Regions from separate parts of the Mus musculus genome. Here region 1 is linked to region 2. Evidence: chromatin loops called from intact Hi-C (ENCODE). Cell type or tissue: gastrocnemius. All regions are shown on one strand. Each heading gives the region's core, and the rest is flanking DNA. Links, peaks and the distances in the headings are about the cores only.

Region 1 (15,088 bases), core at 4,698-12,697, 58 kb after region 2:
ACAATTACTGGCGTCAGTTCCTCTCAGCCCTTTGGCCACTGGGAGGATGACTGTATTTACAGACTCACTAGGGTCATACAAGGTGGGGAAGGATCACGCCAAAGAAAAAGAAATGAGGGTCATGGGAAAACATGCAGACTTTTCTCGAAAAACAAAAACAAAAACAAAACAAAAAAACATGCAGACTTTTGTTCAAACTAAAACCATCACAACTGCGATCCTGGGTATTTCTTAGCAGGGATTCCTTTGACTTTAGCCTCAAACTGTGAATCCTAAAGGGCACCCTGGCAACCCTGGTTCACTCACTATTGCTCAGCTACACGGTCAATTGCCCCATTTTCCCCATGATCCTCTCTGATTTGAATTCCTGCCCACCTACACCCAGAGCTGCAGTTGGTTTTCCTCCTGGTAACTCTTATTGCAGTAAAATTCCTATGTGATCCACCGGTTACTTATCACACAATGCCTTTTCTTGCTACACGCGTGTCTCATATCTCCCACAGACATATCTGCACGCCAAACCTGAGCTCTGGAACCTTTGTTTTGTTTGTCATTAGTTCTCATCATGTAGTCCAGTCTGGTCTGGCTACTTAGTGGCCTTGCCCAGCCTCGGTCCCCATCCGCAGGTTGCCAGGGTTACAGGTGCATTGCACTAGCCCCAGGGTATCCTCCATTGCTTGGTATCTGTCTCACTTGGTATACCGTGGGTGCTAACCTAATTGTTTTGGTTGCTATTTCAGAAACTGAAGTAACGCCTTACCTTTGTACGGTAACCTTGAAAAATGTTCTTCCTGGGGTTTGGTCTCAGTTTCCTCGCAGGAGTGTGAGTGCAGACGGAAGAGAACAGCCTGTTCATTCACTTGCTCAGTACCCACCAAGTACCTCTGTGAACACGCTGCCAAGTGACACGAAGCCAAAAAACGGTAAGTGAGAAGCAGGCAGTTCCCTAAGGACATTAGGAAACGTGTGGGATATAAAGTAAGAGTGAACATTCTCTAAGGGAGAACACTATGTGTCAAGACATGTCACCAGTCTCCTACAGAAGGGACCTTGGCAATAGCTAACCAAACGTCATATACCTTTCCCCTTGCACATGACCCAGCACTCTCAGTCCCAGGAGTTGATCCCCAGACAGGACTGCAAATGTGTGAAACAACACACGTGTGAGATTTTCACTGAGGCAAGCTTACAAGAGGAAAAACTAATAAACAATGTTAATACCTAGCCTTAGAAGACAGGTGAAATAAATTATGGGGAAGTTTGATATATGTTATTTAAATAATTTTATAATCACATTGATTTTATAGTGATTATAAATATGGGAAGTGTCAAATATGGGTTGAGTGAAGTGATTTCCATTACACAGTGTTAAAAATAAAAAACACAGAGAGAAGGCATCTGAGAGAAAAAGCAAGATAGAATATTGAATACAATATGCCACCTAGGAAGAATTTTTGCTAAAATCATGGCTCTAATCTTGATTAAGTAAGCAGAAAAACTCAGGATGCAGTACATTTTGAAAGATAACTAGTCTGGGTTCTAAAATATGAACTAGAATACAATGTGTCTTAGGGCTACTATTGCTGTGATGAAACACCACCACAAAAAGCAAACTGGGGAGGGAAGGGTTAATTAGACTTACACTTCCACATTGTAGTCCATCACTGGAGGAAGTCAGGACAGGAACTCACACAGGACAGGAACCTGGAGGCAGGAGCTGATGCAGATTCCATGAGGGTGCTGCTTACTGGCTTGTATCTCATGGCTTGCTCAGCCTGCTTTCTTATAGAACCCAGGACCACCATCCCAGGGATGGCCCCACCCACAGTGTGCTGGGCCCTCCCTCACCAATCACTAATTAGGAAAATGCTCTCCAAGCTTGCCTGCAGCCCTACCTTACAGAGGCATTTTCTCAGTTGGGGTTCCTTCCTTTCAGATGACTTTAGCCCGCATTAAGTTGGCATAAAATTGCCACCACACAATGTCAGTAAAGGAAAAGTACAATGAAATTCAGGACACTGCTGTAAGTTAAAAGAGACAAAAACCAAAACAGGCCAGGTGTGGTGGCGCACGCCTTAATGCCAGCACTCAAGAGGCCGAGGCAGGTGGATTTCTGAATTCAAGGCCAGCCTAGTCTACAGCGTGAATTCCAGGATAGCCAGGGCTACACAGAGGAACCCTGTCTCAAAAAGCCAAAACCAAACAAACAGTATTGAAAGTTGACTGATGAATCTTAAGGAAAGAATAAGATGAGGTTAAAAAAAAACAATTTAAGGAAAAACTCAGAAATTTTTAAGATGAGCTATTTATTGAGTTGGTTTTAATTTAACGTATTTAATGATAATACTACTGGTGTTGAATGGTAGCAAAAGGAAATGGAACAGATGGATAGATAAATAGGCAGACAGACAGGTTGGCAGGTAGATGACAGACAGAAAGAGAGAGATAGGTAGATACAGAGATATATGGTAATAGAAGGTACAAAGAGATAATGATTATGTGTCAATTTGTTAACTGGTGAATTTAGACGAAATACAGACTTTCACTTACCATTCTTCTTACCTATCTTTGCGTTTGGAAACGTTAATTGTAAGTAACTGAAGGAAGGAAAAAAATCACAAGAATTATGCACATGAGGATGTTTTTCATTCCAAGTATAACTTGACTCCAAACAGGTTTCTCTATAAAGGCAGTTCAGATGATGTCATCATTTTCTCTCTTTTGGGAGACCTTGTCTTCTGTTCGTCCTGCTGTTCCACGGGACAGCGATAGCAACCCCCACAGGAGAGAAGGAAGGCCAGGGATGGAGCACGAGTGTTGCTTTCTGATTGGCCCAAGCTAGATCGCTAGCCCAGTCGGTTGCTAGAGTCATCCATATGTAAAATCCAGATGCTGTCACCAAAAGGCAGGCAAGTGGGTATGCCAGCCGATGCTCCTCACGGGAGAAAGCAGGGGGAACAGCAGCAACAACATTAGAGAAAATTAAGGGGTTATCATCATTCGACCATGCTGATCCATAGAGGAGTCATCACGCACATCTACTCCTCACCCCGTGACTTGGGGATGACAGGAGACGATTGTCCTTCCCTTGAACACCTACAGCAGAGGAGCAAACTGAAAAGCAAATAACTAGACTGCATCTAGATTGTCTCAAATATGCATTTGCACTTGAACCTGAAAGCCAAAGTCTGTATTTGAATGGACCTTGACCAACGGGATGGAATAAAGGTCTCAATCTGATAACTAAGTATAAGATCTGAACTTCTGCCAGAGACCACCACAGGCTTCCTCCGTGCTCACTACGGCCGAATGGATTTGATTTGTTAGTGTTGTGGGGGCTGGGGGGTAGGGGGTGTACATGGGTGTGTGGAATCCAGAGGACATCCTTGAGATGTCCCTCAGGTTCCATCTACAGCAGCTGATGTTCTCTTGCTAATTGTGTCACCCTAAAAAACCTGTTTGCAAGGTTCCACACGTAGGCTAAAGGAAGCCTGTTCCCAGCTGGCTCTGATTAGTAGTTAAGAATTGCCATACAGCCTATGGCTGGACAGAGGGAGACGGGCGGGGCCTTTAGCTTTACACGGGATAGGACATGGAAATAAAGAGACAGAGTCACCATGATCCGGAGGGAGACAGATCAGATTTAGAGCTGCAGGAGGAAAATCATCCAAATTGTAGGTGAGAAGGAATGTGACCCCCGAAAGGGCTGTCCAGAAGCGTCTTGGGCAGCAAAGACTAGGGAGCCGCCCAGAAGGAGCCAAGGCTACAAAGATAAAATATAGAATATAGAGGGTGTTAAACCAGGATTACAAGAGGGACGTGTGTGCTAGCCGTGGGGAGGATTAGAACTGATCAGCCTTTAAGATAGCCAAGGCATTTTAAAATTAACTGGTGGGTGTGTGTGTGTGTGTGTGTGTGTGTGTGTGTGTCTTCCATTTGGGAATCCAAATAGCTCATGAGCAAGTGCGCACATTTGACCTGCCAAGAGCCAACATAGTGTAGCCAACTACCCCTACACCATCCACTTCTTTGTTGTTTTGTTTTGGAGACAGGGTCTTTCATTGGCTTGAAGCTCACTGGTTAGGATACTTTAGCTGGATAGCAAGTCTCAGAGATATGCCTGTCTTGGTATTGGTGCTAGGATTAAAGAGTGAACCATCATGTTTGGCTTTTTTTTTTTTTTTTTAACATAAGTTCCAAGGATCAAACACGAGTCCTCACACGTACACGGCAAATGCTTTAGTGATTAAGCTACCTGTCTCATCTCTGGATTGTTCTTCAAACAGTGTATTAGTGCTCAAAAATTGCCCAATTTTTTTCTCCTTTTAAACATCGAGAAATAACCCTTTTCTCTTCTAAGCATGTACAAAGACCTGCCAACAAATTTTTAATGTTTTATCGTAATACATATATATATTGAATCCCATTATGGCTCATGGAGCTTATAAATAGTGTCACAAGACAAAGGTATTCATAAGCTGCGGTTTCATGTGAGATTCTTGAGATATTCAGTCTCTCAGAGGACCTGTCTCATCAGTCACTTTGGATGCTGCAGATAAGATTTACAGTGTTGCTCATAAAACGTTAGAGGCTTTTCTGTGTGATTGAAGCACCCATCAATTACCGATGTTTCCCGGGTGGTGCGGTGAGCTGATCTGCAAAGTGATGCAGACTCAAAGGCATTCTACTGGTGCCTGGAAAACCCTTCATACAAGCATGCCCGGGAAGGTGATGTGGACAAATTCCAAGTCTGCCCTTCGATTAGCAGGGGCTATTCTAGACAATGGTTAGACTATGCAGGTTCTGCAAGGTTTTCAACTGTCCTGTGCCCCTTTCAGGGCTGTGACCACAGCCATGACAATGGAACATACTCTGTCAGAGTCCTCTCTGAATTCTGTTGTACTGAAGGTGTGCTGTCCACACAGGACCTTTCTAGACTGTTCTCATAGGGATATAGGCTTCATCTCTATAGATCTTTCTTCTCCCTGGGATAAACAGACTTAGGGTATAGGGAGCCATGGCAAGGGGATTCCCCCTCCCAGCCTCAGCTCTTTTGGCATGTCAGCCTTTACCAGTCACCACTGCCTAAGACATGTGTGCAGCTCTCTTTCACATCGCCCTTGTAGGTCTTATGATATATATGTATATCATTTTGAATTTATTCTACAACCTTGCATGTAATTTCCCTTAATCTTAAATGTCAAGGGCTGGAAGAGAGTTCACATACTGTCTATTGTGTTTATCTATTAAAAAAACAAACAAACAAAAAACAAAAAAACAGGCTGGTGTGTTCTCCTCAATAGGGCAAACTATTCGCAACCATTCTAGCCAGCCTTGGATCTCTCTCTACCCTGCCCCATGCCCTCTGTTGACAGAGGTCCTCCCCCTCTGAGTTTAGGGTAACCATCTTTTCCCCTTCATTGCATTCCACAGATTTAGCCATCCCAAAGGGCTAATTTGGTAGTAGTTGGAGAAAGCCACTGGGGCTTTGAGCCTGTGATTCATTTCCGTTGGCCTTACAGCAATGATGGAAGGCTCTGAGTCAACGCATCCCCTTCTCGGGCCCGGTTGCGTGCTGGCTGCACAGCCAGGCCCCTTTGGCTCTCACCGAAGGGGAAACTTAAGCACTAACTGAGATTAAGTGACTCTCCTGAGGTCAAACAGTAAGTCAGGGATGGAATGAGAATTAGAGTCATGGCTTGGGAGAGCCTTGAGGATGGGGAAGAGGGTGATGATGTAGGGAGACCACCTAGCTGTGTTACTACCCTTTCCTCCCATTGCAATGACAGACAACTCTGGCTCTGGATGCTTTTCTCCAGTTAATAATTCATTCCGAACCTCAATAATGAATTAAGAGTGCTCGTGCTCACGGCATCCTCCGGTGACAGTTTGTGCTCTGCTCCAGGAGGAAAAAAAAAAAAAAAATATATATATATATATATATATATATATATATATATATATAAGCCATCTGTAATGTTGATGCAGTTCAACTCAGTTTGACATGAAATTTTTAGCCCACACTGTGTGCCAAACATTGGGCTAGTTCTCTGAAATGCATATTGGGGAAAGTGCAACACCTGCCCACGGGAACTTGGAGTCTAATGCCCTATTTGTGCATTACATGGCATTTTATTATTTGTACAGTTTCTCTTTGGGGCTGACATAATGCTGGGAGCACATATTAGATTTTGACTTACAACTATGAAGAATACGCAGCATTCCCAAAGACATGATTGGTTAGTTTTTATTCAGCCGGATGAACTGGTGAATGCCAGCACACACACACACACTGACATCAGCTGCCGCCCTTCAGTTAGAGCCTTGGAAAGTCTATTGTAAATCCTTCAGTGAAACGTTTTGGCAGGAATGCTCATCCAGATATTATTCAGAGTAGAACTAAAACTGAGCACACATCTGTTGCGATGCCTCTACATGCAGGGAGGTCCGTGCTGGAAGGTCTAAACACTGGGGCTTTAAGTGCTTTGTCCAATTACATCTCATTTCCCAATCAGTCCTAACCATGAAAGTTGCTTTTCTGTTTGGAGTAAATAAAGTAGCCCTGGCACTTCCTCGTCCAGCCACATCTTGTGTTTCCCATTATTGTGACATGTTTTTAGAGTTTATGGCTGATCCAAGACTACGTGAGAACAGACTCACTGGCAGAAATTCTGTTGAAAACAAACATCACACACAGGAGGAACAGGTTGGAGCATGTAGTCTATGAAGCCCATTCGTTTGACAGACATTGATCAAGCACCCCACTAGACTTGGTACTTCTGACTTAAGCCAATGATCGATGTCTTTGAGACCCCGCTCTCCTCATGTGTGAAATACTCATGACCACCTCATACAAGGGTGATGGTCACGAAGGACAGACAGGTACTGGGTGAAAGTTCTCAGTCCAAGAACTCTCGAAACACTGCTATGGAGGAGAAACAACGCAATGAGACACTCCTACCTCTCTCTCTTCAAGTTGTCTTCACAGCCCTGTCTTCTTGAAAAAGTGAAAGTTCTGTGGTGATTTTCTTTCTCTTTGAGAAAAAGAGAGAAGCTAACACAGATATGCTTTCACATGCGTGTCTTTTGATCTCTGCCAGTCCTCTTCCTGAGGTCTCGGGTCTCACAGCGTCATCTATCCTTCCTATGGGTCCTAAGAATTCATCCTTCGAGGATCACAGCCCATTCCTTCCCGATTCTCGAAGACCTCCTGCTGTCCAGAGCATCACTCCCTTCCCACGCATCTTGGAGTCCTTTACCTTCCATAAATAATGACATTGACTCTCTTCTTGGCTCCTATTTGACACTGGGCCTGGCCAACGCCAGCTCCCTTTCTCCTGGAAGTCAAGGAGACTCCTCCCTTCCTCTCCCCCCCCCCCCCCACGCCCACTCACTCATTCCTGAAGCCACATCCTCTGACTCTATCTTCCTCACACCATGGAGAGAGCTCTTGTCAGTCACCATGTGTTTCTAGGCCTGTGGGTGTTACTTCATCCTATTCTTGGTTCCTGGTGTCTTTTTCATTTGGCCAATGCTGAGAACTGAACCCAGGGTATCATGGGTGTTAAATGCTGGTGATTTGTTAAGATTTCTGCCTCTTTCATAGTATGGTTATTTGGGTTCTCTACTTCCCTCCCAGGCCCTATCAACTACTTTAGGGGGTCCCACATCCATTAGACCTGAGGATACTTACTAATCTTGTCTCCAACTAAGTCCCACTTCAACCTCAGCATATCTAGTAAGTAGCCAGTTCTTTGTCTTATGTCTCAGGTTTCATATTCTACAAACCCTCCTTTGGAATGTGGTCCCACCACCTAACAACCATTTCAAGTTACACATCTTGCCCCCAATTGCTTCGTATGTGTACAATTAATAGCCAGCTCCTGGGAATTGTATGTCTGATATGCATGTTGACTTGGTTGACTGTCTTCATACAGGATTCCTGCCTTTCTTCTTCTTATTTACACTCGAAGAGCTTCCTATTGCTAGTCTCCTCTGTTCTCTTCCCATTGTGCTACCAAGAGAGTGATCCCTGCCCCATCTACAAAAGAAAAAAGGGCGCCATGAGCCTATGCAGCAAGTGTTGTAAGATACAGCAAACCATTTAGGGTGAGATTCATGAGCTACAAATCTCCAGAGAGGGAACACTCATCCCTTGATTCAGGTGAAAAAGGCCTTTCCTGGGGGGTGGGGGTTGGGGGGGAGACCTATCGAAGATCATCGGCCCCTTTTAATAGATAGTTACTCACTCATATGTTGATCATTTTCCAGACCAAGATAGGCACAGCCAGAAGGAAACTTCAAGTGCCCTCAGAACAGTGGACCGCCAGGGGCAAGGCACTTCAGTGTTCCTGAAACCCGAGCATCTCCAGGTCCTAGTTTGTCTTTTAAGCACAGTCTACATTGACCCATATCTGTTGGATGGGTTTCAAGTTCAGCCCCTGACTCTGCCAGCGTGCTCCCTGACTGGCCCCACACTTCCCATCTCCTTTTAACTTGAGAGGCAGGCTAAGGGAGGGATTGTTTGCTGTCTCCTGGAAGAGAAACTCTAGAAGGCGGTTGGTGTAGGCCTCTCCTGCAGGCACAATGACCACTTGATGGCTCCCAGACTTCCTAACAGAGTCAGTTCAGTTCGCAGTGACACCAAAGTGTGTTTAGACAATCATCGGGGTTTGAGTATTTCACGTTCAATTTTAGGGCCTATCAATAGACATGCAGCAATTCTATTTTCTAGGTAACATCAAATGTTTTTCTCTGTGAGCTTGATTATGAAAGTTTAACAGCTCACTTACCATCTATCTCCCACTTGCCCCTGTACCCTGGATATAAAAACAAATATTTCCCTTCATTCAGGGGTGATGTATTCCACATCCTCTATCAGATGAGGAACGGGACCTAGAGTCAATTGAATAAAGATATGTGCATACGTTAAAAACTCTAAGTGATAAGCTTTATAGTTATGTTCACAATTTTATTAGAGAATTCTACTTGTATAGCACATAATGTAGTAACGTGCTTTATAGGCATGCTCCCATCCCCCACCCCACAGAAATGACTCCATTGGCTTTTTTCTCGACTATAGGAATTGAGGGAACGGCACAAGGAAAAGACAACTGAAGGAAAGGTCACAGGCATCGATTTGACTGCTCAGCAGATGATTAACTATGTCTGCAGAGCAACCCCTGGGGCCAGGAAAGCTACCCTCACTGTCAGACATGCCCAGGTTCTCCCTTCAGTGCTGCAATTGCATCTTTGTTTTGTAGGCATCCATCAGTATCCTGGTAACTTTATTTGACTGTAGTTTCCCCTCTGTATTCAAGATTAACCAAGTATGTAATAGTCCCCGTTGTCTCTCTGGGTTTGGGTTTTTATGTCAAGAAGAAAAGAAGCAAGAGCTAAGAGAAGAGGCAAGTCAGACCTAGTGTCTGGGAGATGACGTGGTGACTACCATCTTTTGTGAACTCAGATAAACCACAGCACAGAGATACTTTCATGGTAGACTGAACAACTGATTTTCTGTAATCGAGACTATTAATATCACTAATAACAAAGGTAGAAGCAGGTGTGTCCCAGAAGCTATGAATATGGACTAACACTTCTTTGTAGTTGACAACATCGTGTCACAATGCCAGAAGGCTAGAAATTCTTATTAGAACCTTTATCACTATCAAACATTGTGAACGTTAAATAAATATGAAAAGATCAATGGTTTAAAAAATAACATTATAGTTATTAAAACAATATTCATAAAATAACAAATACTAGTTCTGAAAATAGCATGCTTTCATTTAGATCCAGTGCAGAGAATTTCTGAAGGCAGAGACTGGGGATGGGTCTATGCTATGCTGGATGTTAAGATCAGAAAAAAAGCTGAGCACCTTTGGTCCACACAGTCTTTCAGGGGATCTCTGGACCTCAAAGCAGGTGCGCTGTTATACTTATGTGCACAAACATCTTCTCGTCCCTTTTCCTTCTCACTCTGATGCCTGACCACAGGCACTAGAGCCTGTATGTGCGCAACACCCTGGGGGCTCTTAACTTTACACGGACTTCCTCTGAAACCTTTCCCTGAGTTATCTTGAGCTAAGCTGATCTTTCTAAGCATCCAGAGGGGAAAAGAGAAAAAGCATCAGCTCTCCTGGCTATCCCAGGACACTGGCATCCTGTCTCAGCGTGGGAGAACAATGGGCTGTATTGATCCTTTTTTTTTCCCCCAGGTAATCAGAATCGAAACTTCAAAGTCCGTCTTTTCGATGTCAGTACTGTGTGATGGTGGGAAGTGTTCTGAACACCTGCAAGGCTCAGTTTCTCTACCTGAATAGTGGCAGGATGATAAGACTGGCAGGGTTATGGTGACACAGCTGAGAAGAAAAGCTTCTCGTTTTCTGTGTCTGTGTCTCTGTAGGGAGGAGAGCACTGGATTCGATTGAACATGGACAGATTCAGGAAAGGTGAGGCGTACATGTGTGCGTGGGGGCCTTTGGATGAAATGGCTCCCCCACATAGCTAGGGAAAAGGGGTTGCAACTCCACAGGGGAAGAGGGGGTGGGAGAAAGGGATTCTACAGAGGGAAAACGGAAAGCCAGGAGGTATGGATAGCTTATCCAATTATTCATTGCTGTGGTCGTGGTTCAGCCCCGTTAAGATGTAAAGCTCCCGTAAAGAGGTTTATGACAGCTATAATTTTTTGGAGGGTGCAGCTTTAAATCAGTAAGAGGAGTTTAAATAAAGTATTTTAAGCTGTTTATTCTTTGGGATTTTTAGTTTACATTTTTTTTTATTGGGCTGCTAAGATGTACTTACTTTTATCTCAGGATACAGCGTGCAGTGCTACCTAGGGGCTGCTGTGTAACTGGCTTTTGCCTCACTCTTGTCATAGGCTAGGTAAATCTTTTATAGATTTAGAGGTATGACCTGTGCTGGCTAGGTTTGTATCAGCCTGACACAAGCTGTTAAGGAACCTCCATTGAGAAAAATACCTCCATAAGACGTAAGGCGTTTTCTTAACTATCGATAAATGAAGTTCCCAGCCCACTCTGGGTGGTGCCATCCCTGGGCTAGTGTACTGGGTTCCATAAGAAAGCCATAGGAGCAAGCCAGTAAGCAGCAGCCCTCTGTAGCCTCTGCCCCAGCTCCTGCCTCCAGATTCCTGCCTTGAGTCCTTTCTATAATGAACACTGCTGTGGAAGTGTAAGCCAAATAAACCCTTTCCTCCCTAACCTGCTTTTGGTCCTAGTGTTTCATTGCAGTAATAGAAACCCTGACCAAGACATTACCACATAGTGGCACCGCTGTCCCTAGGGACAACAGCTCCCTTGCAGGCACTGACTGCCATGGGAATGACAGCAGCAAGGATAGCCATGAGGGGAAGCACTATGCTGTTTAAAGATATATTTCCAGTCTCCACTCTTTTGGCTGGGGAGACGGCTTGGTTGGTTAAGTGCCTGCTTGTGCATGAGGACCTGTGTGAGTTGCACCTTCCGCACCCATACAAAAAGCCAGGAGCTTGTAGACCCAGTGCTAGGAAAGCCAAGAAGAGGATCTCAGGGTTAGTGGAAGCATGTATTCTGGAGGAGAACTTACAACTGCTACTTCATTAAGCCAAGATGATCCCTAAGCACATTCTAAGTATTTTCCTTGTAACTGCTGGTCACTATTGCCCCCAACCCTCATCAAGGAAGATTTCCTTTACAACAGATAGACACCATTACATAAAAAACACAACCAGTAAAAATGCAGTTGTGAATCCCAGTCCCATTTACGTGTCTATAAAACACCCCTGAACCTAAAGCTTGGGGGACACTGTGGAAGAAGGGGTGGAAAGTCTGTAAGATCCAGAGTATCAGGGAGTTTGCTGTGAGATAGTATCTCCTAGGAATGTCAGTCAGAAGCTATACCCATAGTTTCACCAACATGACTGCTGAAACATGAGCTGAGCAAGGAACTCAGTAACAGACATGTTAATGTGGACAGGAGAAAGCCCAAATGGCCTCAGCCCTACACAAAGAACTACGGACGTACTGGCTAGTTTTATGTCAACTGGACACTAGCTAGAGAAGAGGGAGCCTCAGTTGAGAAGTGTTTCCATATGATCAGGCTGTAGAAGGCCCGTAGGAGCTATTCTTAATTAGTAACTGATGTGGGAGGGCTCATTGTGGGTGGGGCCATCCCTGGGCTGGTGGTCCCAGGTGCTATAAGAAAGCCTACTGAGCAACCAAGGGGAGCAAGACAGTAAGCAGCACCCCTCCATGGCCTCTGCATCAGCTCCTGCCTCCAGGTTCCTGCCCAGTTTGTGTTCCTGTCTTGACTTCTCTCAATGGACTGTGACTCTGGATATGTAAGCCAAATAAACCCTCTCCTCCCTACGTTGCTTTTTTTTGGGGGGGGAGGGGGAGGGTTGGTTTTGTTTTTTCGAGACAGGGTTTTTTTTGTGTAGCCCTGGCTGTCCTAGAACTCACTCTGTAGACCAGGCTGCCCTCGAACTCAGAAATCCACCTGCCTCTGCCTCCCAAGTGTTGGGATTAAAGGCGTGCGCCACCACTGCCTGGCCCTACATTGCTTTGGGGGACAATATTTCATCACAGCAATAATAACCCTAACTAAGACAACAGGTAACTAAGCAATGCTGAGAGGGGAGAAACAGCCTTCCCCAGGGAAGAGCACACCAATTGCTTATCCAATATCAATAGTCATTGCCAATGAAAACATACATACAAGTAACAGTATACATACTAGTAGATTGTATTTATATATTTAAGAATATATATATATGTATATATATATATACACACATATGCATATACATGTAACAAAAATTCATAAAAAATGCCATGAATTTGAGGGGCATATGGGAGTGTTTGGAGGGAGGAAAAGGAAGAGGAAAATAATATAACTACATTATAATCTCAAAAAATGAGAAATTTATTTTAAAGAAGAAAAATAAATACATATGTACAAAATACAAAATTGAGTAAAAATCGCTTGATTGCTGAAGGTTTCTGTCTACAGAGATGGGATGTGGCAGGAAGATTCTAGAGTTGAAGAAAGAACTACAATCACCCAGCCTAGGGATGGTGGCTCATCTCTAAAATCCGAGCACTTGGGAGGCTGAGGCAGGAGGATCATTGTGAGTTTGAGGCTTGCCTGGACTGCATGGTTAATTCAAGATTAGTCTAGGCTATGTTTAGAGACTCTGTCTTGAAAAGAAAGAAAGAAAGTCAGGAAAGAAGAGAGGGAGAGAGGGAGGGAAAGCCACCGTCTAAGAAAGGTGCCCATGAATGCAAGGTGTACTTTATCTGCTTATTTTCCTGGGGGTTGAAGCCAGAGTCTTGAAAATGTTAGGTAAAGTCTCTATTACTGTATATATTCTCAAAGTTTTGCCTATTTAAAAAATCTCGAGACAGCAAGAGACTCAAATGGATAGCTCTATATAGCAGTGTTATCTGGTTTAAAGGTATTTTAAATTTAGTAGAAAAAAATCTTTAAGACATAAATCTCTGTTTTGCTCATTATAGAAAAAACTGACAGGACAAATGCTCCATACTTTATAGCTTTTCCTGCTTTAATTCTATTTGCCAGGAAATCACATTTCCCCATTCTATTTATGGTACAGCACGTAGCTGGGGGTAAGGGCACATTAGAAAAAAATTGTAATATGTAATTACATCTAGTAGAGTTGTTATACCAAAATAGACTGACTTTCAAATAAGAAATCTGATTTAATTTTGCTATTTATAATCTTGCTAAGGACGTATTAATTGCAAGCAGTGAAAAAGGCATTGATCCAGACCTATTGTTTCATAATCATGTAAACAAACAATCTTTAAAAATGAGCAGGCCTGATCCATACCTTATTATTGCCATTGTTATTATTATTATTATAATGCTGGGGACTGTTAGGCTGGTCCTCCACCACTAATCTATATCCCAGGCATTATTAACTTTTTTGTAACAATTTAGCTACTTATGTCAAATATGATCAGTCAATCCAGTTGCAGAATTGTATCTGAGGAGTTAACAACTATTAAGGAGTGGTGATGGTTTTCTTATTTCAACAAGTTACCCGAGGTTTACCCACTTCTTCTCCCCCAACAGATGCTTATGACAAGTAAGGAATGAAAAATGCTACGCTGGTCTATTTACTTTTATTTAAAAAAAAAAAAAGGAAGAAAAGAAAAAGAAAAAACAAAAACCCTTTGCATGTTGTCAGCATTTTCTCTACGTAGTTAATTCGTTTGGAATGTAAGTTCTTAAAGCGGTAGCTTGTAGCTCTGATGTCATAAGCCACGGGTGTGCTGTTCTTTGTGTAAGTTCTTAAAGCTTGTAGCTCTGATGTCATAAGCCACGGGTGTGCTGTTCTTTGTGTAAGTTCTTAAAGCTTGTAGCTCTGATGTCATAAGCCACGGGTGTGCTGTTCTTTGTGTAAGAGGGAACAGAGTCAACGTTTGTGATGAGTTAAGGTCATGTCACTCTGGATGATTCCGTCATCATGGAACGGTGTGAGCATCTCATAAACGTGCCTGAAGCAACGATGATGGAGACCAGCACCACGGTGATGATGAGGGTGATGGGAACACACCTCTGCTCCCCAGCAGGAACTAATTTTCTGTCTTGCCTCTTATTGCAGCTGGGGTAGGCACAGAATGCTCCCCAATAGTTCTTGTGCTGAAAGGTGATCCCCCATCCCTTATCAAATACGTTTCTTTCTGTAGCAGAAGAACATTACAGAGAGCTTCAAGTAGGCAAAGAATATTCTCATGGAGACCCCTGTGTAGGATTTCCCCAGTTTAGCACTCTTGAATCAAGGATTAGACCCCAACATTGGAAAAGGGCCAGTCACACCAACTGTCCGAGCATTGGTTCAGTTGCTGGCTAGAAACAAAATTATTAGGCAAGGGTGTGGAGATGTATGACTGGAATCATAGCACTTGGGATCATGAGTGTGAACACAGACTAGACAGTACGAGCTTGTCTCAAAAACAACAATAACAAGGAGAAAAAAAAGCCAATGAGAGTCTGGAGATGTGGACCCATCAGAGCACTTGTCTAGTACGCAAAATCTCCTGGGATCAAAATAAAACAAAATAAT
Region 2 (15,088 bases), core at 2,569-10,568:
CCTCCCTGTGGTCATCATTTTTTTTTTTTCCCAGACAGTTTCACTTTATAGCCCTGGCTGTCCTGGAAGGCATGCTGTAGATCAGGCTGGCCTCCATTTCACAGAGATCTGCCTGACTCTGCCTCCTGAATGCTGGAATTAAAGGCGTGTGCCACTACTGTCCAACAATGGTAATTCCTTAAGTTATACTTTCTATTTGTGTGTATGTGTGGTGTATGTGTGTATGTGAGTTGTGTGAGTGTGTATACGTGAGCTGTGTGTTTATCAATACGTAAGCAGTAGAGGCCGGAGGTCATTAGAATGCTCAGCGCCACTCTACCTTACTTTTTGAGACAGGGCCTCTCCTTGAACCTGGAACTCACTGATTCAGCTGACTGGCCAGCAAATATAACAATCAATTATCTGATTCTGTCCCCTAGTTCTGGGGTCACAGATGAGTCTTGTTGTGCCTTGCCTTGCCGTGGGTACTGCAGGTCCAAACTCAGCTCCGACCTTTCACACTAAGTACTGAGCTGTCACCCCGGCCTGAAGGTTTATTTTTAAGATGTACTTTAGGGCTGACAAAGTGACTTAGTGAGTAAAAGTGCTTGCTGCCCAAGTGTGATAACTGAGTTTGACCCCCAGAGGTGGAAGGAGAGAACTGACTCTACAAGCTGCCCTCTACCCCCCCCCCCCACCACGTCTGCCACGCATGCGCACACTCACACATGCGCATATCCACTCAGTGCATTCCCCCCCACTCCCACTCCCTACCCCCCACGCATGCCCACACATGTTCCAGGCCAGTCAGGCTATATAAATGACACACTGTCAACCTAACCAAAACATGAAACAAAAGTCCACACGTTTTGCTGCGTTCTAGCAGTGATGCGGCCCCTACCACAGCTTTGCAGTTGAAACAGCAATGACCATTGGCCTAATTTTACATTGACCTGTGTGTGCTCCTGCACTCGTTTGAGCATCTGGGAGCATTTTGCAAAAAAGACAAGTGATTTCTTCTTTTAGTTTTATGAGACACTTCCGGGGCACACCAGAAGTAGGAGACCTTTAGCCCCACTGCCTTTCCCAGAGACTTTTTCTAGAAACAGTTTCAAGGGATTTCATCCATAGTCCGCATCTCTACCAAAGGGCAATTGAGAAAGGGAGGCCAAATAAAGGAGGGGAGACAAAGCAATAAAAGCTCTTTTCTAACCAGTCTGCCAGCGTTTAGATGCTGTGTGGTGGTCCCTTCTCCACACCCCCTGGATGCACACCTGCCTGTCACTGCTCAGGGCAGAACTGATACACTGGCGAAATGGATGGAACCTTCCGTAGGGATGAGTGGGATAGATTCACCAGGAGATAGAGGCCATTCAGTCCCATCTGCAGTGTTCTGGGACTCTGGAAGGTCATGCGCCCAGGACATGGAAAGAGAAATTTGGGTCTGTATTTGAGTCAGCATGAAGTAGCTCTGTCATTTTCTAATTCCCATTTAGGAGCATCGGGCAGCACCTAGAAGTGATGGGAGTCTGTAGGTGAGGGCTGTCTAGCATTAGCATGTAATTACCATAGATTAGCATATCATTAGCATGCCACTATTACAGACTTAGGATTTGCCTGGTGCCTACCCCAAGACTCAGCTCGACTTGCTCACACACCATCTTGCACATGGCGGCAGCCCCAGGCTGAGGGAAAACAGTGTGCTTACCACTTGTCCTGAAAGGCACTTCATTTCGTCTGTACTTTAGCATTTAAAGTTAAAAGATTTTCCTAAACCCACCAGTGACAGAAACCCAATTTGAACATATTTAAGGAAAATTGGAAAATGATAGGCTCTTGGGAAATCTAAGCGTAAATCTAGGCAGCTGAATCTAAGAGGTGAGGTCGTGCAATCATGCGATGTTTTGCCGTCTTCTGTCTTCACATTCCCTGTGTTGCCGTCACGTGTCTCCTTCCCGCTCTGCTGCTGCAGTGCCCACAAAGATCTCTAGCCTTACACATCACCACAGCGGAAAGCAGAAACAGCCGGGGAGGGACACCCTAGGGAGTTTTGTCCATTCTTGAAACAGCAACAGTGAGTTCTGGCCTAAATCACGTGTCCAGTTTTTAAGTTAAAGCATATCTTAAACTAACCCAAACCATATTGTCCAGGAACTGGGATCCAGGGCAGATAACCCATCTCTGCCTTTGGTATTTAGCTTTCTTGATCAGTCTGATATGCCCTAGAATCACCAGGGAAGAGAGTCTCATTGGGGGATTCTCTACACGGGGTGGCCTGTGGGCAGGTCTGTTGGGGATTATCTTAATATGTTAACTGATATGAGAAGACTCAGCCCACTGTGAGCAGCAGCATACCCTGATCAGGGGCGCTAAACTCCATAAGAGTACAGAGGTAGTGTTAAGTCCCAGGGAGCAGGCGAGCATGTGTGTCTGCTTTTTCCCTCTGCTCCTGACTGTGGCTGGGATGTGACTGATGTGACTAGCTGTTTAAAGCTCCTGCCTTGACTTCCCCGCAATGACGGATCATAACATGGAGTTGTAATAGACAGTCAAATTCCCTTTTCTCTAAACTACTTCTTAAAATGTTTTGAGATTATAATTACATTTCTCCTTCCCTTTCCTCCCTACAAACTCTCACTCACCTTCAAATTCATAGCCTCTCCCCCCCACTTGTTATTGAATATATATGTATATTCCTAACATTCCTAAATAAAACCTGTTTAGTCCATACAGGGTTGCTTGTATGTATGTTTTCAGGGCTGACAAGACGTTGATTTTTATTTTTATGTGCATGGGACTTTTGCCTGCACATATGTCTGCCCACCACATGCGTACATGGTGCCAGTAGAAGCCAGAAGAAGGTGTTGGATCCTTTGGCACTAGTGTTCCAAATAGTTGTGAGATGTCATGTGGGAGCTGGGGATTGAACCTGGGTCCTTTGGAAGAACAACCAATGCTCTTAACCATTGTGCCATCTCTCTATTCCCAATGTTGCTTTTTATCAGGGCATTTTATCACACCAGTAGAAATGAACACTTGGCAAGCAGCTATATATGTCTGTTTTTAAAATCCATACTATACTTAGGCTGTATGTAAATTAGATTTTATACATTATCATGTGTTTCCTGTGGCTCATTCCCAGTTAATATGAGAAAGAGCAAGGATTCTATGCTAGTGATTGTAAAGACAGACATATGAGGAGGGAAGGAAAGGTTATACAGTGGCCCTAAATATATAAAAGTGAGTGGATCAACTGACCACGTTCATTAGTGGTGAAAAACCAGAGATGACCTGGTAGAATAGTTTGGAAGATACTAACTTTCTTTCAAGTCATTTTTTTCCCCCAACCAGAAACGTTCATTGTAGGGGATCAAAGTATTTCTGCTTCTGGTTTGGGTGGATAAACAGGGAATGGATTTAACCCCCTGCCTTTCACAGCTGAAAGTCTGGAGAAGATATAAGAAATAACGTTCCTCAGATGTTACCAACAGGCAGCACAGAATCATGATGCAGGTGAAGAAAGGGTGAGCCTGTAATTGCCCCAGCTCGTGGCCTGAAGGCAGCTTCCAGGCTGGTGTCCAAGGAAAAAGAAAAAATGCTCAACACTCAGACTGGGTTGGGGGTGGGTGGGTGTAGACATCTGGATAAAAGTGGTACCTGAGCCACCAGAACCATGGAGGTGCAGAGAGAAAGAGAGGGAAGGAGGGGGGACAAAGGGAGGAAGGGAGGAGAAGAGGAAAGGAAAAATATCTCTATTAAGGGAGAGAGGAGGAGGGAGGAGAGAAAGATAGGCAGGCAGGCAGGCAGGCAGACAGACAGACAGACAGACAGACATCTGCAGAAGGATCTCTTTGGCTGAACACTGATCTATGTCACACAGGCTTCAGACACTTTGTTTCCACCAGCCAGAGGAGAAAGCTCTAGATCCCCCAGGAAGGGAACTCTCCTTATTCAGTTCACCATGATTATATAGCTAAACGACTTCTGAACCAAATCTCATTATGGCGAAAAGCCTTGAAAAGACCCACTATGTCCAGAAGTTAATGCTGTGCTGGAATAAAGCCCAGTAATCGTTAAGAGAACACGACAAAACCCAGCGACTACAATGTAGAATCATAATGTTAGGCATTTAGTCAAAAATTGTCAGGCAGAGCTTGAGAGGTGGTTAGTTAGGTCAAGGCGCTTGTTACCAAGACTGGTGGTCTGACTTCTAGTCCCAGAACCCACACCGAAGAGGGAAGGAAAGTATAGAAATGGTAAATTAACAGACAATAACATTGAAGCATCTACTTCAATGATTCACTTTATATACGAGAAAGAGGCGACGATCAGGACCACAGTGAGAAGAGAAATGGCCGGTACAAAAAGAAGCAGCTGCGACATAAAGATGACAAGCACTATATCTGAAATGAAAAATTAGGAATAAGTAGCCAATCAAATGCCACAAAAGAAAAGATAAGTAAGGTGGAGACAAAGTAACAAAAAGACAAGTGGAAAAGAGGCGGTCAGGAAGCCCGAGAAGAATGAAGTGATTGTCACTGCACTGCCAATCTCATATTCAGGGGGAAGAAAATGGTGTGGGAGAAAGGAGAGAGACACTTTAAGACAGAATCTACTGAAACCCTTCAACTTTAATGAAGACCATCAAAGGAAGCAACCAGTCAAGCAGAGTTTAACGTTTAAGAAGAGCATAGCAAGCTGTTGACAACCAACAGTGAAGAAAATCTTAAAAGCAGCTGGAGAAGAGACTCACACAGGAGTAACAGCACAGTCGCAGCAGTTCTTGTCAGGAAGTGCCTGACAAGTAGTGAGACCACTACGGAGCCTCCACTCCCACCTTCACCCCCCACCCTTTTTTTTTTTGGCCACTGTGATAAATAGAGTTTAAAGAAAATACCGATTTTGGCTCATGATTTCAGAGGTATTAGTCCATGTTTGCTTGATTCTAGATTTTTGGGCCTGTAGTGAATCCATCCATTATGACGGAAGGAAGTTGTTCACTCTATAGTGGCCAGGAAGCAGACAAGAGAAAGGGCCAGGCATAGGACCTACCCTTCCAATGAACACCCTCAGTAATTGTCCTGATTATTTTTTTGTCAACTTGACAAAAGCTAGAGTCCACCCATCAGACTGGCCTGTAAGACATTTTTTGTTAAATGACTGATGCAGGAGATGTGGGACTGGGTGGTATCAGAAAGTAGGCTGGGTGAATACGGTTTTATTGCTGTGAAGAGACACCATGACCAAGACAACTCTTAGAAAGGAAAACATTTAGCTGGGGCTGGCTTACAGTTCAGAGGTTCAGTCCATTATCATCATGGCAGAAAGCACAGCAGCTTGCAGGCAGACATGGTGCTGGAAGAGCTGAGAGTTCTACATCTTGATCTGAAGGTAGCCAGGAGGAGGCTCTCTTCTGCACTGGATGGAGCTTGAGCCCCTAGGCGCCCTCAAAGGCAACCTGGACAGAGACATATTTCCTCCTCCAGCAAGGACACGCCTATTCCAACAAGGCCACACCTCCTAATAGTGCCTCTTCCCATGGGCCAAGCCTATTCAAACCACCACAGCAAGCCATGGAGGCCAAGCTGGAAATCAGTGTTCTTCTGTGCCCTCTGGTCCAGTTCCAGCCCTGGCTTCATCTCATAATGAACTATATGCTCTGAACGGATACAAACTCTTCTCCAAATTGTTTTTTTGGTCATAGTACTAGGAATCAAACCAGGGAAGTGACCTACTTCCTTCACCCAGGCCCTACTATATGATGGCACCGAACTATGACCCCATCAAAGGACAAATCCACTGATCCAGACAGAGGCCTTATGATCCAACGGTCTCCACGATGGGATCCCTAGTAGAGACCAACCTTCAAAGCACAGAGCTTTTTAAGATCCTTCACATTTGAACCATACAATGGATTATCAACTTTAAAGTAATGGGAGGGGAAAAATCTATTGTGAACTTTTACATTCAATAAAAATGCATTTTAAAAATAAAAGTAAACTTTAAAAAGTTTCAAACAAAAGTTGAACAAATCCACAAGTTTTGTGTAGTATAAGAAATATTATACTACATGGGATCTTTCAGGCATTATGTAACTAACCTCAGAAAAAAATCTAGGCAAATGATTGAACATGTCATCAATAGCAAATGGATGAATACTTTATTTTAAAGGATTTGTAATCTATTATAGTATTAACATATCCTAAAGCCAATGCATAAAAACAGCATAATGATATGAATGAAGAAGTAAAAGGGTACTTTGTAAGATTTCAGTCTTATTATGTGCAACAGTACTTTTTGACATTAGGTTGATATATGATATAAATTAAAAATATTACATGAAAATATATTCTGCAAAATATATCACATCAATGAAGTCCTGTAAAGATCCAAAATTCAATTTCAATGGTTTTATTATTTTAAATTTTTGTGTCTTTTACTCTGACTTTAAATCCTGACCTTTGTCGTTTCAAAATTTAACCTTCTTTTTCTGGTTCTGCATCTGTTCCTCTTTTATTAAAACAATACCAAATAAAACAGCAGGGGATATATTTTCAGCATCGTGCTGGTCTCACCCAGCTAAATTTGGTCTTGTGGAATTTGTTGGTTAGGACAAACGATGTGAGAATTCCTATGCTTGAAGTAATGCTGGCGCGGGGCCATTTCTATTTAAAATGATGCATTTGGAACAAACTGTGTTTACAAATGGCTTCTGTCTCCTACAAACAGCACAGCTTTCTGGTAGGAAAAACTGTGCAGGGTCTTTGACTTGAAGCCCCATCCACCCTCCACAGCAAAGGAGAGAACACACATTTCCCTGGTGCCCTTCTTCATTCACTGTGGATCGAATAGACTTCTGGAACTCACTGTGGAAAGTTTGCTTACTTACCAAGTAGCCGTTCTTGCCAGATGAGCAGGCCTGAATACCAACCTCTCTATTTTTTTTTTTCCACCAGTGCATCTCCCTATTTGGAGTTCAAGTCAGGAGGATCTCAGCCATCAGATTCAAACAAGGTCTGCAAATAGGGGGTGGGTGACCCGATGGTAGAAGACTGGGTCGAGTTAATATGGCTTCGTGGTCAACCTGAGAAGAGGTCAGGAGATCCAAAGACTGCCTCAAGTCTGTCGTTCACAAGACCAGAAATAAGAGCAGTTCCAGTTGCCTGGACTGTCTTCTTGCACTGGGTCAGTTTTGTTCTTTTCCCTAGATGGACCCCATAGTACTGGTAGGACATTGAATTTATTTGTTTTGGACATATATTAATGTACTTTAGAATGGCTCATGATAGCTAACCATATTGCCATTCATATTGTGGATTAGGATGAGTTAGAGTATGTAAGTCAGGACTCTACAATGACAACTGGTACAGAAAATAGTTTAGGTAATTCTGATTTGGGAAAACACTGAAAAACTTTCAGTTTAAAACTAAAAAATCTGGGTTCAGAAGGATTTTTTTTAAAAGGGTGACACATGAATTTCACATGAGAATACATAAATAAAATGGTCTGTATAGTATGGCAACAAAAATTTTCAGCCTAGCAGGGATGGTTTTGTGTGTGTGGGGGGGGGGGGGGCTGGTTACCAACAGTCAGGAAGGCTGACTCCTCAGCCACGGTGGGTGAAGCTGAGGAGACTTCATTTGCCTCCAGAGCCCACCTGGCAATTTGGAACACAAGTGACCTCTGGGCAGGGGAAGCTGACAAGAGCAGCCGTGCCTGGAAGTCAGCGTATGCAGGACGATGACACCTCTGTCAATCCAGCCAGCCAGAGAACTACTTCTTGTCACCCAGCGGGGAAGAGATACCAGGTTGTAACTCTTCCAGAAGATGAACGAAACCATTGGGATACCAAAGGCACAGAGGTTGAGAGATTTATGTAGCCCCACAGTTTGGAGGTCTGTTGGTGATAAACATATAAAGCCCTCACCACACCATGCTACAATTAAAACCGACTCTACACGGAATATGGCAACCAAAAAGTAGCCGGCTGTCTTAGTTGGGGTTTCTATTGCTGGGATAAAACACTAAGACCTAAAACAACTTGACAAAGAAACAACTCTCAGGCCACAGTCCATCACTGAGGGAAGTCTCAGCAGGAACTCAAGGCAGGAGCCTGGAGGCAGGAACCTGAAGGCAGAGACTATGGGGAAAGGCTGCGAATGAATTTATTCTCCATGGCTTGCTCAGTTTGCTTTCTATGACCCCAAGGACCAGCAGCCCAGAGGCTGGGACCACCCACAGTGAGCTGGGCCCTCCCACATCAGTCATGTATCAGGAAACTGCCTCAACACCTTGTCTAGGCCAGTCTGGTGGGAGCATTTTCTCAACTGAAGTTTCTTCTTCCTAAATGACTCTAGCTCGTGTCAAGTTGACGTAAAACTAACCAGGACACTGTGCAATCCTAAAAGGTAATCGTGGTTTATTACAGCTGTCAATAGTGTGTTCCTTGTAATGCCAACTAAATATTGATTTTGCTCTTATACCTGTGAGTAGAAAAAAACAAAGGAAGACAGGGGAAGAGGGGGTGACTGGAGCTGGGGGTGGAGCAAATCTCCTGTACTAAGGAACCAACCCAGTGATAACAGTAAGTTTCTAAAAGTACACAGAGTGGTGGCTTCCAATGAACAAAGGGTGGCTTCTTTCTTTCTTTCTTTCTTTCTTTCTTTCTTTCTTTCTTTCTTCCTTCCTTTCTTTCTCTCTCTCTCTCTCTTTCTCTCTCTCTCTCTCTCCCTCTCTCTCTCTTTCTCTCTCTTTCTTTCTTTCTTTCTTTTTCTTTTTTCTTTTTTTAAAGGTTTATTTTATGTATGTGAGTACAAAGCAGTTGTCTTCAGAGACACCAGAAGAGGGTGTCAGATCCCATTACAGATGGTTGTGAGCCACCATGTGGTTGCTGGGAATTGAACTCAGGACCTCTGGAAGAACAGTCAGTGTTCTTAACCACTGAGCCATCTCTCCAGCCCTGGCTTGCTTTTTCTTTCTTTTTTCTTTCTTTCTTTCTTTCTTTCTTTCTTTCTTTCTTTCTTTCTTTCTTTCTTTCTTTCTTTCTTCCTTCCTTCCTTCCTTCCTTCCTTTCTTCCTCTCTTCCTTCCTTCCTTCCTTCCCTTCCCTTCCCTTCCCTTCCCTTCCCTTCCCTTCCCTTCCCTTCCCTTCCCTTCCCTTCCCTTCCCTTCCTTTCCTTTCCTTTCCTTTCCTTTCTTTCTTTCTTTCTTTCTTTCTTTCTTTCTTTCTTTCTTTCTTTCTTTCTTTCTTTCCTCAAAAAAAAAAATACAGAAAAAGTTGATCCTTTACATGCCATGTAGCTTTGGCAGGACCTTTCAAGTTCCATTGCAGAAGCTATGAGGGATAAAATAAAATATTAGCCTAAAAGTAAAAAACTGCAGCTGAGAGCTGATCTAAAGAAACAGCAAGGTTTGAGTCTCTGTGATGTTTGTTGGCTGGCATGACACCCCGAGAGCTTAAGTCATACACATTTATAATCTCAATTATCCTGCATCACTTGTGGTTATAAAACGGAGACACTACTATAACAACTTGTGAATCAGGCTGGATGCTCCACGTGACACTTTACTCACTTATAAAGACACATTTATATCCATTCTCAAATAAAATTCCATTTATTTTCCCTCCTTAATTAATGGACTTTTTTATTTATGCAGGGTTTCATTATGTAGCCCAGGTTGGCTTCAAATTTAGATCCTCCTACCTAAACCTGGATTTCAGTTATACGCTACCATCCCCCTTAAAGTTAGAGATGATCTCTAAGGAGAGAATCATAGTGTTAATAGTTTATCTCATGATATTGCTTAAAGTAATTGGAATCAGTCAGGCAGTAATGGCATGCACCTTTAATCCCAGCACTGGAGAGGCAGAGGGACAGGTGGATCTCTTGGTTCAAGGTCAACCTGATCTACAAAGCAAGTTCTAGGATAGCCAGGGCTATACAGAGAAACCCTGTCTCAAAAAACCCCACAAATTAATAATAATAGAAATTATAAGAGGAAATAAGAAATAGAAGATGCCAGGCACTAAGCAAGCAGTCGCTGTCTTGTTTCTATGGAAGAGAGGATTTGTTCATTATCACTCAAAAAGTAAGTGATCATTTCTATGTTCTTGGAACCTGGAACTTCAATAAAGATATCTGATGACTTAGAAGGGTCTCAAATTATGTCGGAAGGAAGTATTTACTTTAATGTGATGGTTTTTTTTTTTTCAGTGTCTTGTCCAAAAATGTTCTTGTCACATGTGGTCTCATAATTAGGGCCAGGTGACTGGACAATTTAGGTCAATCCAGACGCCAAGTTCCAACACTCCGAAGGCCTTCCTAGTCAAGAGCCTCCAGACATCCCATGGAAACCCCAGGGAAGGCAGCTGTGCCCTGCTCTCCTGCTCAGCCCCACTGTGGTCTTTCCCTCCTGCAGGGCTAGCTCTCTGTTCTTCCTTTGGCTTTCAAGTCTGAAGTTGATGCTGATGAGGTTATACTGAATGAACAAAGACGAATCCTTTTGTTTTGTTTGGTTTTGGTTTTGGTTTTGGGTGGTTGGTTGGTTTTGTTTTCGAGAACAGGGTATCTCTGTGTAGCTCTGGCTGTCCAGGAACCCACTCTGTAGACCAGACTGGTCTAGAACTCAGAGATCCACTTGCCTCTGCCTCTGGAGTGCTGGAATTAAAGGCCTGGCATATAGAAGACATTTTAAAAGACTTCCTTAATGATTTTTCCACTCTCCTGGGATTTGTTCTTAGAGTATTGCCCTTACAAACCAAACCAACTCACCCAGAATCCATCTGCATCCATGGTCCTACAATCTTTCTGAGCTGAGAAGAACTGGGTGGCTGGGAGATAAGGAAGAGCAGGGAAGACTCACATACTCCGTCAGACTTTGAACTTAGGTGCAATGATGTACAAGAATTTCCTACTTAGACTTATTATGTATGATGTTTGCTCACTGACTGCTCACGGTGTCTACTGCGCTCTAGTTGACGAGAGCCATTTAGATACTTAAAACATCTTTTCCTCTGGGTCATTCCACTTTTATTCTTTACTTCTGGATGGACTAGAGTCTTAGGCATGCTAGGTGCCTGTCGTATTGCTGAACTGTATTTCCAGCTCTGTTAGTGAAACATTTCTTGAAGAATTTAAAGCATACTTGCTGTGGGATTTAAATGTCAAATGTCCCCAGGGGGTTCATGGGTCTGAACGTGTTGTCTCCAGCTCATGGTGCTGTTTGGGAAAGCTGTGGAATTTTCTGGAAGTAGAGGATTGTTGGAGGAGGCAAACAATTGAGGCTGAAAGTAAACACTTTGAGCTCTTACATCTGCCTGTATGTCCCATTTTCTGTCTGCCCCCTGCCTGTCAATGAAATGCTACCTGCTAGTCTTATGCTCTTGCCTTCATGGTCTGCCATGGTAGACCACATCCCCTCTGAAAGTGTAATGCCATATAAACCCTCAAACATCTTTCACTAGAGCATTTAATCATAGCAACAGAAACGTAACTAAGACAATAGATTATTCTCGTGATTTATTTATTTATTTATTTATTTATTTTTTACTTTTTCTGTCTTAGGGCTTGTTTGTTGTTGGTTTGTTTGTTTGTTTGTTTGTTTGTTTTTAAAGCTTCAGCTTGACAAGACAATGCCCAATGAAGCCAGACAATGGTTCATACAGTCTTCTGGGCAGTGTTATGCATCTTATGGGTGGCCGGGTTTTTAAAGTGGTGTCAGGTGTGTAGCTGGTCCCGGGATTCCCTGCTGAATTCAAGCTGGTCTACACTTTCCTCAGACCTGTTCCCACTGGTCATAACACTGGGAACAAGGTGAGACAGGAGTCCTAGCACTCACTGCTGCTGCTGGTCACTAATGTGAGGCTAAAGGGAGAATTCACTGCATTCCTGGAATTGGCTCACTCTCTAAAGCCCTTGTGTTGGGGCGGGAGCTGCTGGCTCGGGCTGCTCCTGTGATCCCAAGACTCTGCTCAATCGTGGGAACCTGGAGCTAGCTTCTTCTGGAGTAAACTGGCTAAAATAACTTAGATGTGCTTAGATGGGAAAGAGAATCCAGAGAGGGATGGTCTGAGTGGATCTGAGGCCTGTCTGGGTAACTTGGCTCGTATTTCCAACAGAGTGGCTTCCCCCATACATCTTGGAACTGACCCCAGTCAAAAAGGTACTGCAGGTACCTGCTGTCGTCAGGAGTGGAGATGAGAGTTGAGGACATAGCCCAATGGTAGAGTGCTTGCCGCTCAAGGGCAAACCCCTGGATTTAAAGCTCTTGCACCAAAACAAAATCTTAAAAGGCCAAAACAAAATAAGCAAACAAACAAACAGCAAAAGCAAGCAAGCAAACAAACACACAAGAATGAAAGAAACTAATAACAGAAGCCACACCACAAGGGAAGCAGAAACTCAAGGCCACTGCCTCCCTCCCTGGTTTGGCTACTGTCCAATGTTTCTAGATCTTCTCAGATCCTGCAGCAAAACCAACAGAGAGATGCCAAGATGATTTTAGCCTTTATAAACCCAAAACCCATAATGTGTAATAGAACTCATGTGATTGACTCTCAGGTTTCCCTTCGGGGAAAATCAGATACATAAAGCAATCAGCCATCCCTAGGTCCCATATGCACCCCACCCATGCATATGCAAGGCCAACTTTATGACCACCAAAAGATATGCTAACTCAGATTTTATTTTGAGCTAAAATAGGCACACATTAAGCTTTAGTAAAACTTAACAAAGGGTTGACACTGGTCTTTCTCCGGTGTTCTGGGAAATACAGTGAGAGGCTTCCTAGAGTCCCACCATTTGGAGAGATTAATTGCACTAGCATAATTCATTTTTTATTTTTAGGATTTGGTGGTATAATACAGTTTACATTTGGCAGGTTGTATGGATTTATGGGGTTTAGAATGAAAGTTTCAACAGAATTAAATCGGATGGGAAGAACTCAACGACAAAAATATTTCCCTAATGAGATCAGACACCTCTCCTATTTATCTGTCACATAAGGTAAAAATGAGGACAATTTGGTCCATCACATGGTATCAACTAAAAATATTAATGAGAGCAGAGTAATAGTTATTTTGCCTTCATCTAACCCTTCTGAAATCCCTATATTTAGAAACATTCTCAGTTATATAGTTTTACATCATAAATTTCAGTTCTTTTCACCCCTCCCCACCTTCACCCCCCTCCCTCTCCCACTGAAACCTCTGCCCAACAAATCTCCACCCTGATTTCAGGACTCTGTGTGTGTGACCCACTGAGATTAGTTGGAGTTCCTTGCCCGAGCATGGGTGGCATGTAGAATCAATGGCTACATCGTTGAAGAAAGTACTTGCTGTCCCAAAGAATCACTAACTACCAATTGTCCCTCAGGGGGAGGCAGGCCTCCTGGGCCTCTTCCATGTGTGATAATATGTTGACAGGCCCAACCTTGTACAGGTCTTCTGCAGATAACCACAGATGTAGCCAGTTCACGGGTGAAATAGCTAAGCCATATCCCAAAGATGTGTTTCTGTTGCTCATCCACACATCTTCAGCTCTTGCATTACCTCCCTCTCCTCTTTGGAGACATTCCTTGAGCCTCAGAAGGGATGCTATGACTTTGACGCTTAGAGCTAAACACTCCATCACTTATTTTGGTACTTTGGTCAGTATGGGTTTCTGCATTTATATGCTACCTGCTGTAGTAAGAGGCCTTGCTGATGAAGGCTGGGCATAGCACACTAATCGATGGTTATAAAAATGACCTACTCCTACTCTTAGGTGTCTACCCAGGTGAACCAAAACCTCCCGCCTTCACATGCACACATGTACACACGCGCACACACACGTTTTGTACTCAGAAGCACCCTAGAGTCAAAACAGGTCCTTCTGGTGAGAGGATGAACAACAGCATCAACATACAGCGGAATCACCACTGAGTAACACAAATGCCTCTGCTTAGCAGGAGAAGCACGGTTGTTGGGGATAACAGTAGATGTGCTTCAAATATGATGCATTCTCCTTAGACTCATGCGTGTGAGTGCTTGGTCCCAGCAGTTGGTGATGTTCAGGAAGAGTATGGGGCCTGAGGAAGGTAGAGGCATGCTAGAGGAAAGGCATCACTAGGGGCAGGTTTTGAGGTTTTATAGCCTGGTCCCTTGCTTGTTCTCTTTCTGCTTCCTGAGTGTGGGTATCACATGATGATCACTCAGCTTCCTGCTCCAGTTTCTTGCACTACCCAGCCATGATGAACTGCACCTCTTGCGAACTGAGAGCCAAAATAAATCCTTTCTCTTCTGCGGTGATTTTGTCACCATAGCAATAGAAAGGAACCTAACAAGGTGGGAAAAGGAATGACACAAAGGGGCACACAGAGGATTGTAGGACTCTCCTGTGTGCTATTATGTAAACACCCCTGTGCATTTATCAAAAACCATAAAAACCCAACCCAAAGAGTGCGTTTTATTGTATACATGGGGAGCAGGGACCAACCAGGAAGTAAGAAGAATGCCAATAGTGGCCAGTGAATCCCAACAGTGTGACAAGTGGCAGATGTACCACAATGAAGGAGTGGGAAGAAAGGAACTTTGGAAAATAGTGTTTGAAGTAGATACTGGTAATGGCTAATCTCCATTGCCAGCTTGGCTGTATGTAAAACCAACCCTAAACTACTGGGCATACATGCGAGGGATTTCTTCATCTGATTATCTAAAGCAGATCCACTCTAAATCTGGGCCACACCTCCTGGTGGCAGCCCACATGAAAGGACATGGAAGAAGGAAGCGTTGCTCTTTGCCTGCTCGCTCTCACTCTCCATGGCACGTCCATCTGTTCTGTTGCTGTAGCATTCCCTCACCAATATCAGAATCCACTTCTTTGGGATTCCAACATAGACTGAAACCAGCACCTCTCCAAGATTCCTCCAGGCCTTCTGTACCAGACTAGTACTCCTGAGGATTCGGTGTCATGAACTAAACAGTTACCAGACTCTTGGACTTCCCAGTGTACAGCAGCCGTTGTTGGCTTGTCTAGTTGTAAGACAGTCTAACAACCCTCCCTTTTAACACATAGATATAGTTATTCTATCAGTTCAGTTTCTTTAAATACCTTGATTAATATACCAGTACT

What was found. Hi-C counts contacts between places; a loop is a spot of excess contacts. Peaks named below come from ENCODE experiments on the same cell type or tissue, not always from the same donor. Only the 100,000 strongest peaks of a DNase experiment are listed, where the experiment ranks them.
Region 1: it touches region 2 in a loop (1.9-fold over the local background); 2 of 42 quality-filtered maps call a loop at or near these places.

What each region holds. Positions count from the first base shown.
Region 1 is chr14:76,368,316-76,383,403 of GRCm38, forward strand. Gm41215 (a long non-coding RNA gene) reads right to left here and starts at 5,904. Exons shown (of 3, transcript XR_874834.3): 1 at 1,643-5,904; 2 at 761-895; 3 at 1-67. In gastrocnemius, for the core only: no CTCF peak of the experiment used is centred there; no DNase peak of the experiment used is centred there; H3K27ac peaks cover 886 bases.
Region 2 is chr14:76,312,023-76,327,110 of GRCm38, forward strand. No RefSeq gene overlaps it. Among named protein-coding and RNA genes, the nearest start is that of Gm41215, 55 kb to the right of the region's middle. In gastrocnemius, for the core only: no CTCF peak of the experiment used is centred there; a DNase peak (open chromatin) is centred at 6,644; H3K27ac peaks cover 3,065 bases.